2 separate regions of the Homo sapiens genome follow, and region 2 is linked to region 1. A link is an interaction called in ENCODE POLR2A ChIA-PET data of the cell type or tissue named here. Cell type or tissue: OCI-LY7. All regions are shown on one strand.

Region 1 (5,000 bases):
TAGATGGAAATATGCTATCTCTGTAATTTAAAAAGTAACAAAACCCACACATAATTTCAGTTTTCTTTCCTTACAGAGTAAGTGAAAATCTAGGGTTATACAAAGTTTTCACTTATCTTCCTCTTTTTTAAACTTAAATATGAAAGCTGTTTGGAAATTTGTAAAACTATTGGGCTTTTCAATCTCAGAAAATAATGAAGTAAATTTGGCAAGCATTTTTATTGTACATATTTAACACTTACTCCCTCCATTTATTCCTTGTCATAAAAATTTGGCTATAAAAGGAACTAAACTTACATAGAATTGAAGACCTCCCCTTCTTTTTTTTTTTTTTTTTTTTTTTTTTTACAGTTCTCCATCTAAATGGAAAATTCACACAGGGTACAGGCTAATGAATATGCATGAGTCTTCATGCATTGATATACATATGATTTCTCGTCTATAAAGAACGGTTTGGAAGACTTGTTATCTGACCAGAAAAGCCTGTAGTAAGTTGAGATAAAGGATGCTGACTCCAATCCCCTCAGCCTTTGCAACTGCTTTATATTCTAATCACTGCGCTAAGCATCTGTCCCCGGCAGGCAGCTTGTTCAATCTAGCAGATAACGAATGCAGCCCAATGGTGGCTGTGCTGGCCCTTCCCCACGCACGCGAGGAGCTAGTGTTCCATTCCTCTGATTACACAGGCAGCGGGAAAGCACTCTCAGAGCTGTAATTGCCTCCGTTTTGAAACATCTTCACCTGTTAGCCAAAGCTAAGTTGAATCACAGCAGAAATTATTAACAGTGGCTGTTTTCAAGCCAGCTTAATTTGAGCTGATGCTGCTGTTCACTTAACCCAGATGAATAGGTGTGCAGGACGAGAGTCTAAGCAGAGATGACACCCCAATGAATATTCGCTCGCAGCCCTGCTGCGGGGAGCTGGCTTGCACAACAACAGACGATTGTTAAAAAGCTAAGGGGGACTGGGGCGTTGGACGGGACTGGCTCCTCTTCAGGCACCTCTGTGCTCGTGAGAACTTCCTGACTGATGGCTGCTTTTAACAGCTAAATCATTTTTTCAATTAGTTTCCACAAATGTTGGCAAACACAGACTGTTTTTGGGGTTGTGCACAATGGTGTGAGAAACACTACCCTGCTTCCAGAGTGGCCAGAAACACTCTTTTTCAGAGAGCTGAACAGGCATTAAAATTTAATGGTCTGCTTTCATTTTCTCCGCAGTGTGCTTCAAGATGATTATAAATTACAGCATTCTGCTTACTTTTGACGGAATAAGTCATGTATCAGCATTTGATTTAGAAGCTATGTGTGCTTGACATATGAAACACATCTTGCAGATGTGATTTATCACAGAGCTCTTTTTTTTTGTTTCAGGACAAAATAGCTGAACAGGAGGCTCACCATTGTGACAGTGACCGCCATCCCCACAGTGGGGGTATGGCTGTGGCTTCCGAAGATTGAATCTTAGGAGTCTGAAAAATCTGAATTTATCTCTATTTTTCAAGTTGAGGAATTCTTTTGTTTTTCAAAGCTCAACATGATTCCTAAAGATCTCACTCTTTAAAAAAAAAAAAAACAAAACTGCTGGGAAAAGATGGGCAAGGCATTACTAAATATGGGAATTTTCTCCCAAAGTTAGATGGGGTGTCACAGAGCAAGACATCCCCCTGTAATGCCAGGGCAATTTGGGAAGCTGCTGGCTTATAGGGCCTCTGATGCAATATGACTGGCTCAGGAGGCAGGTTGAGAGCAGATGGGGGATTTGTCATTTGGATGGGTATGAGACTAGAGGGATGGTCTATAAAGGCAAAGCCTGATTCTGCTGTCAGCTAGTATATTTCTTTGCCTCTGAATCTATATCTGCTGGTGAACTGAGCTGCAACATGGCCAATCCATTCATTTCAGCATCTCTTTAGCAACAGCTCTGATGACTGTCGCCAAAATAGTTGTGTGAGGACCCACACTGATCATGAAATGATTTAACCAAACAATCAGCTGGGCCATGCTTTATTTACCAAGTCTGACTAATAACTATAACAAAGCTGCAGAAATCCTAAATATTATTTCAGAATCACATTTCCCGTAGAAGGTGTAACTTGGAAGTATATTCCCCTTCTTTGTCTCCTACTGCATCCTTTGCATCCTTATAAAACCAAATTCACGTTTCACCTTACCTCTTCTGTGTAGCTTTATCAGCACCTCCTGTTAGTTATTCATGGCCTCTTCTCTTTGGACAGTCTATTCCAGTACTTGTGACACCGTACTGTAATTATCTGTGATCTTTCTTCCTCCCCCTATGTTATTCTGTAAGACCTAACTCTTAATCATCTTCCTCTCCTCAGTCCCTAGTATACAGCCTGACATAAAATAGGCTCTCAATAACATTTTTAGGTGAATTAATGTTGAATGAATATATAAATGAATGATTATTTCAGTCAAAGGAATATGTGAGAGTATATAGCAGGCCTGGTAATAGTCCCTTAACATCTCTTTCTCCTTTTCATATGGGAAAAGAAATCTCAGTTTTTAGCTGGGCACGTGGCTTCCTGGAATTAAGACTTTGTTTCTCAGCCTCACCTGCAGCTAGGCATGATTATTTTCTAGAATGGGTCAATGGGATGTAGGTGGAAGTGGTATGGTAATTTAGGCAGTGTTCTTGAGCACAGCTGGACAGAGACTGTAATGGCTGCAGCTCTAGCAGTCAGTTTATACTCCAGGGTGTTCTTGGGATTGAAAGCCCTGTACTGCAGAACAAGATTGAAGGAATTGGGGGTTCTGGTACCACAGAGAGCACACTAACCCTGGCCTGATTACTTACAGGTTTCTTGAATGTGAGAGGAGAAAAACAAAAGCAAAAAAAAAAAAAAAAAAACTCACCCTCATAAACTGTGTGAATTGAAATCCTTGCTATGATTTACCAGCAGGACCAGCTACATAATTTGTAGGCTTTGGTGCAAAATAAAAATGAGATATCCTTTGTTCAAACATGATTAACAATCCCAAGACAGCAACAGCACAGATTAAAGCAGATGCATAGAACCCTGTGTGATGAAGCTGACCTTGCTTACAAGGCCTGATATTACTTGATTCCTGCCAAAACTTCTTGAAACTCACTTTGTATCAATGCCATCATCACTTACTGCATTTTAGCCACAGAGGCCTTGTTTCCTGGACAAACTAAACTCTTTCCTGCCGTAAGACATTTGGACTTGGCTTTTCCAAGCTGAGAACACTCTCTCACAGGTAATTGCTGTGCTCATGATTCTCGTGCTGGCTTCTTCTCCATCTTTATGAAACAAGCCAGCATAACCTCCATAGAAGAGTCTTTTTTTAGCACCTCTTCACTTGCAGTATTATAGTGCCTTCTTGTTTCTTCTGAGTCACACCTCTACTGATTTCTTATTATATTGCTTCCTTTTAGAAATTACTAGAATGTAAACTTCTGAAGGGCAGATTCTTTTTGTGTTTTGTTCATTGATATATTATTCATACAGTACACTGCTTGCTTAGAATATAGTAGGAACTCACTGAATATTTGACATGTGGTAAATGAGCACAACTTCAAGAATTTGGGCATTTAACCTGAATCATTTGGGTTCAAGGGTAGATTTCTTTTTTTTCTTTTTTTTTTTTTTGAGATGGAGTCTTACTCTGTCACCCAGGCTGGGGTGCAGTGGCATGATCATGGCTCACTGCAACCTCCACCTCCCGGGTTCAAGCGATTCTCCTGCCTCAGCCTCCCAAGTAGCTGGGAGTACAGGCGCACACCACCATGCCCGGCTAATTTTTGTATTTTCAGTAGAGACGAGGTTTCACCATATTGGCCAGGCTGGTCTCGAACTCCTAACCTCATGATCCACCCGCCTCCCAAAGTGCTGAGATTACAGGTATGAGCCACTGTGCCTGGCCAGATTTCTTGAGCTTTCTCAAAAACACTTTGCCTGATTTTACCAATTTATTCTATAAACACTTGATTCTCTATATTTGGTTATGTGGAAGTAGCCATGCAAAGGTAAAACTCACTTGTTTAAATATTTCCCAGAGTTGTTAGATGTGTGAAAAAGGAGGAATTTTCTCTCTGCTGGACATCTGTTTATATTGTCATTCATAGACACATGCCACCCTTAGAATCAAAACTACTTACTTCCTTCTCCTACAGCTTACTGTCTACATCAACATGTCTACATTCAGTATTCGTTATTTTCATTAGCATAACTTTACTATTCCAGGAGAGTCTTGCCCAGGCAAATAACTTGATTGTTCATTACTGGAACTCCCTGGAATATCCATCAACCCTTCAACAGAAAACATCAACAGGGAGTTGTTTCCATAGATTCTTTGAATCCTTTGCCTCACTTCCGTTCCACCAATCCTAAACTGATATATTACAATCCTTACCCAATCCTAATCAAGTCCTTGTGTTGGAAGAACCACTTCACACCAAACTTTTGAAGCAGGAAAATAGGGTCAGGAGGCAGGGAACATAAGGCCAATTCACACTTTAGCTATGACAGGAAATATCCTCTCCTAAGGGCATAGGCCAAGTAAATAATTTTGTAACTTTAATTCTTCCTCTCCATTTACATAGGGCATATGGAAGTAACCATGGAATCCTCTAGAGGTTACTTAAACTCCCCCAAATTCTGTACTGGGGCCCTTGGGCCCTTATGCTCAGCCCGCTCCCACACTGTGGAGTATACTTTCATTTTCAATAAATCCTTCATTCCTTCCTTGATTTGTTTGTGTCTTTTGTCCAATTCTTTGTTCAAGATGCAAAGAACATGGACAACCTCCAACAGTGACACTTTCAATGCTCAATAAATTTTGACTTTGCCTTCCCATCCCCAAGGGGTTATGAAAGGTAAGGTGGTGTTCTCCATTGCTACATTGAGTGATACAATGAGTTTCGTCTTCTCAACAGGTTGTGTTGCTGATATTTGGGGAGCTGGTGTTCAATAATTTTAATACCTTAAAAAAATAAAATGTCTGAGCTTATAAACT
Region 2 (5,000 bases), 190 kb before region 1:
TTAATTTCTTTGAATGCGTTACAACTTAGAACATTAATTGCTAAACAAATACTATAGTAAAGCCACAAAATGTGAAAAAAATAGTTAACAGCAAAGGAAGGAGAATTTTACTTCAGATCCTTAATTCTTATTATGTATGATTGTATTCCAATTCAGTTTTCTGATTTGCCTACTAACTTTCAATGTTGATTTCAGATAATAATATAAATCCTGAAATCACATCTGTCTAGCATTGCTAGGCTTTTCTTCCTACCTGGTCACTAAATATTTTTCTTTCATTCTCATCCCCCATGTATAAATAAAACACTTTTTAAGCATTGAGAATATTATCTTAAACAGATTCTCTGAAAATGATTTACAACAAATTCCACATTGTACATTGGGGAAGAATATTAATTCCATTATATGAGCATATTTCTTTTATAAAACCTCCACTCATTCATATCGGCACATTTAGTCATGATAACCATAATTAAAATGTCCTTAAATTTATTACTATGGCAGATTTTAAAATCACAATAGAAAACAGGATTCACTGTTGCGTTTCTTAAAGTCAAATCATCTTGACAAGCTAAGGTCACTTCAGTTCAAACCCCAAAATGTTCCTGTCCCTTAGGAGGCTGGGACATTATTAATATTTTTGTCAAGAAGGACTTGTGAAGGATGCAGTCTTTCTCAGGGATGAAATGAAAGGCGTATTCCACTGTGTGCCATGAAAGAGATTATATATCTTCCGCAGAGTTGGTTGGGGATCAACTGCCAGCTTCTTCATGGTGTGAACTCGTGATTGAAGCACCAGCTGTGATCCAGGGTTTGAAAGAGACCTTGAAAATGGCAAAGCAAGACCCTGTGTTCAGAACTGACAAAACCAAGCTGACGAGAGAAGCAAACGCTATTCTTTTGGAATGCTCATCGCAGGGAATGTCATTGACAAAAAGAAAAGCGTGGGAGAGAGAGGGGGAAAGGAGGCTTTTGTGTGATATAAACTGACAGACCTGAAATCAAATGATAATGCTGCAAAAATGGGGATTTTCTTGTTTATCCATTACATTGTAGATAAATAATGTCATTACAGGCAAAATACGTAGTCAGAAGAATACTTCTTTCTAAAGTTGCTTCATCAATGTAATTGGATTTTATTTGGCTTATAATATTAATTAGAAATATCTGTGTAGCATTTCTTGGCCTGATAGGAGTAAGGAGATTCCAGAGAGTTCTAAATTATACACAACTGGCACCTCATGTAGCTCCAGAGGGTCCTAAATTATACACAGACTATCACCTCATGTAACTCCAAGTTAGAATTAAAATGCCTTTGTTAACTACCCAGAAGTGGAAGGCAGTCATTTCTTCCCTGGGAGATTGGCTTCTTTGTTATTTTTAGCTTCTGAACACTTAAACGTATTTCTTTCATTTTTACTAACCCAGGCCATTAAGACAAAATGTGTATAAGGTAGTTTTTTGTTTTGTTTTGTTTTGCAGCACAACTGTTGGTATGCCCATTAGTGTCCAGTGGAAACTTTCACTTTCAGATGTGGAGGCCGTCTTCATGACCACATGGTTCTGAGTTGACCTCCTTGATGGTGCCTGAGTTGATCCTTGGAAATCAGCTACGTCCTAGTAGCTGACCACGAGGCAGCACTCTGCCTAGCAGGCACTAGACCAGCGTTATAAGTAGTGTGCCACACAGTATCTAGCCATTAACAGAATAGCAATGCTCCATCTTTGCTAGAGGACCACTTGGGAGAAACATATTATCCTTAGCCATTAAGTACAGACACAAAGAGGTGGTCCCCAGAGGGCTCCAGGACAAGTTGGAAAAGCCTTTGCTGAAGACAGAACCAGCTGCACTGAAAACCTGTTTTGCTAAATTTAGTGCACTTTGGACCTTCCTTTTAACTTCAGAGTTACCTCTCTAGACGCTGGTCAGTCCAACAATGTTTATTTAGTGACATGAGGCTGAGAAGATGAATATCCTCACGCTCAGTTATTTACATAAAGCTAAGTAGCAAAGCCTGTAATGTTATAATCAGGTACCTATCTGCAAGACAGTTTTGAATGACACAGGGTATGAAAAACATTTACTCTAGTTTACACTGTTTTTGAATACTGTTTAGTCTCTATGGTGAAAATATTAATACTTTTTAATGATGTATGTGATCAAACTTTTATTTGATTGGCTTCTTATGGCACAACTCTTACAAAAAGATGGGATGTCATCATGTGCATTCTCTGCCTTTGAGCCTCTGATGATTCCAGTCATCTCAGAAAGATAGGGCTCTGCCCTCTTGCTTCTGATTTGCTGGCAATAGACCTTCAACTAATAGTATATCTGCTCAGCTGAAGATGGAGTGCTAATCTAGGGGGACTCGAAATGGCTCTGTCATTTTCTAGATGACAGCTCCTATTTTCCACTGGCTTCTGGCACATGCGCTATCATCCGTCTATGTCAAGAAGACACTTGCTTATCTGGTTGCTAGAAATGCTTTTGTTAAAAACACGTAACTGCAGTTCATCAGTCTTGTGAGGAAGTTGTTGATTTTGCTAAACTAAGTTTAAACTCCACTGTGGTTTTCTGATATGACATCTATTTTTATTAGATATTGTCATGATTATTTATAGTGTCTTAGAAGCATACTAGAATTTTTTTTTTAATGGCAATTTAGTCAGCTGATTGAATGGTGCAAAACAAAAGTTTCAGGACCAGGTACGCCCATATCAGATTTGATTCTTCATTTTTTGGCAACCATTAATTAAGAAATCACTGGCTAAAGAAGAGATAGAAGTTGAATTAGGGCCATAAAAAATCAAAATTCAATGCAAATAATGTATGTCTCACAACAAACAATGGCAAGTATTTAAAAATAAAACCAGTCATCTAGTTGTAACTTATGAAATACTATCAAACACCAAAGAATATCATCTGAAAATATTCTTGATCAATTTGTAGAAGTAAAATTTCTATTTACACTGGAAAATATTTCCTTTTCTGGTTTTCTTTTTGTTTTGACCAGTCTGCTCTCATTCTTCTGGTTTGATTAAGACTTGATCAGTCAGAACTTGTGCAAACCCTGTCTGACTGATCCCAACTAGCCCTAAGTATTCAGGAAGCGGCTGAAGAGTTCCCGTTCAGGACAACCAGCTAATATTGGCTCAAATCCTTTTGTCAAATATTAACTCACAGCCAATAAGGTCGTTAACAGTGCCCAAGGCAAGGACATGCCTCCTAATCTTTGAAGCGCAGTACCCAAATGTCAAAGCCAAGTGCTGTTTCCAGCTGTCCTTTCTCATACTTGCCTGTCTGAAATATACCCTTGTGTTCTTTTCTCTTTCCTTCTTTTTCTTCATACAAATACAAACTCACAACCCTTTCTACTAGCTGCTGGGTCTATCATGTGGCCTTTTCATAACGTGGATTGGGGAGTACCAGATAGGGCACATTTTGTGGCAGCCATCTACTTTCTTTCAGCCTTTTAAAAACAATGGCTATGACTATTACCAGAGAGATGGTTGGTAAGAGCTGCTTTGAGATTTGCTGCACCTCTGAAGCCTGTGTCTGATGGAGGAGAAACGAAGCCAGGAGCTGAAGCTAGTACAATAAAGCTTTCCTGAGAGGTTTTGTGGATGGGAAGTTATGACTCCTGGGCGTGGAAACAGCCCCAGAACTCTGTTCTTGGGTCCATTTTCTTTACTTTTCACTTAAACTGATGAAAGGGACACCGATGAAAGGATAAGGGCCTGAACGTTTTTAACATCTGAAATATGTGCATAACATTGGATGTGTAAATAAATTTAAAAAGTGAGCACAGCAATTAAACTGAAAAACGATGAGGCATCTCTCATAAACAGAAGCTCTGTATTTCTTGAAAGGAAAAATACATCGAAAAATGAAGACAGAGAAAACAGAAAATCTGGAATTTATTTTCTTTTTAGCACAACAAGACCATGTTGGAATAGATTTGTCTAAAATGGGTAATGACATCAATTTTGTGATAAATAATTATATTTCTAATAAGAAAAAAGTGCTTCTAATTAGTTATATTGATATTCAAGTAATTGTAAATTAAGGGAAAAATATTTGATATTAAGTTATTTGCTTTTTAAAAGAAACTTGCAGAAAAGATGCTCATTTTTAAAAAACCAAATTTTATGTTGATTATTTTGCAACTTTATGAGCACATATACACCCAAATATTTTTAAAAGCATAGCAAGTGCTTCGTTTTCTCCTCGCATCTCTGACTCTTCTAAAAATAGATGAATCCATTCCTATAAAGCAGAACAAAACCAAATAAAATGCATATGAACTTCAGCCCCATAAATTTGAGAAAACTTTCAAACAATGGATACTTTGGATATTTTATACTAATCCTATTTAACTATTTTTTCATGTCATTTCTTCAGCTATATACATCAGTAAGAAATTAACTGCCTCTAAAAATTTGACAGTTATATCCTAGATTTTCAGAGTGGTATAGGTCAATATTTTCAATTTAAAAAATTTATCTTACAATTTATGCCTTTATAAGGGAGTGATAACAATGTTTTACTTATGCAGCTGTGACATATTGAATGAGGAAAGAGCTTTGCCATCTGCAGGTGAGGGCTAATACCTAGCATATGTCAAACGTGCTGGCAGTGGTATTCCAACTGTATTCTGACAACAGAATCAGAAGAAATAGTGTTAAGCTGAGGAGAAAAGATTTGGGGCAAGGAACAGTTTTCCAGATGAGGAGTTAAGAAACATTGCTTACTATAATAAGACAATTTTAATTCATTTTTAAGCACCACCATGGGGTGACCTCCAGAGACCAGCTTTTACAGAGAGGCTTGACACTCAGTTGCATTTTTCCTTGTAAGTAAGAAGCAAATTAGGTTACCTGTCCATCCAGGGTGCATGGAGAAAAAGACAGAGCTGGAAGAGAGATTGCTGACCTAGTGTTTCAGTCTACAGAGAAGGAAATCCACACCTCTCTAGCATTTATCATTAGCCAGTTGACAA

Evidence for each region. ChIA-PET counts read pairs that join two places held together with the same protein. Peaks named below come from ENCODE experiments on the same cell type or tissue, not always from the same donor. Only the 100,000 strongest peaks of a DNase experiment are listed, where the experiment ranks them.
Region 2: POLR2A ChIA-PET joins it to region 1 with 13 read pairs; 3 of 35 experiments call an interaction of 5 or more read pairs at or near these places.

What each region holds. Positions count from the first base shown.
Region 1 is chr5:125,199,884-125,204,883 of GRCh38, forward strand. All of the region lies in intron 4 of LOC101927421 (a long non-coding RNA gene), which reads left to right. Among named protein-coding and RNA genes, the nearest start is that of LINC02240, 290 kb to the right of the region's middle. In OCI-LY7, no CTCF peak of the experiment used is centred here; a DNase peak (open chromatin) is centred at 578; H3K4me3 peaks cover 1,294 bases; H3K27ac peaks cover 757 bases.
Region 2 is chr5:125,009,744-125,014,743 of GRCh38, forward strand. No RefSeq gene overlaps it. Among named protein-coding and RNA genes, the nearest start is that of ZNF608, 270 kb to the left of the region's middle. RefSeq lists a silencer at 2,340-2,540. In OCI-LY7, no CTCF peak of the experiment used is centred here; a DNase peak (open chromatin) is centred at 2,378; H3K4me3 peaks cover 578 bases; H3K27ac peaks cover 460 bases.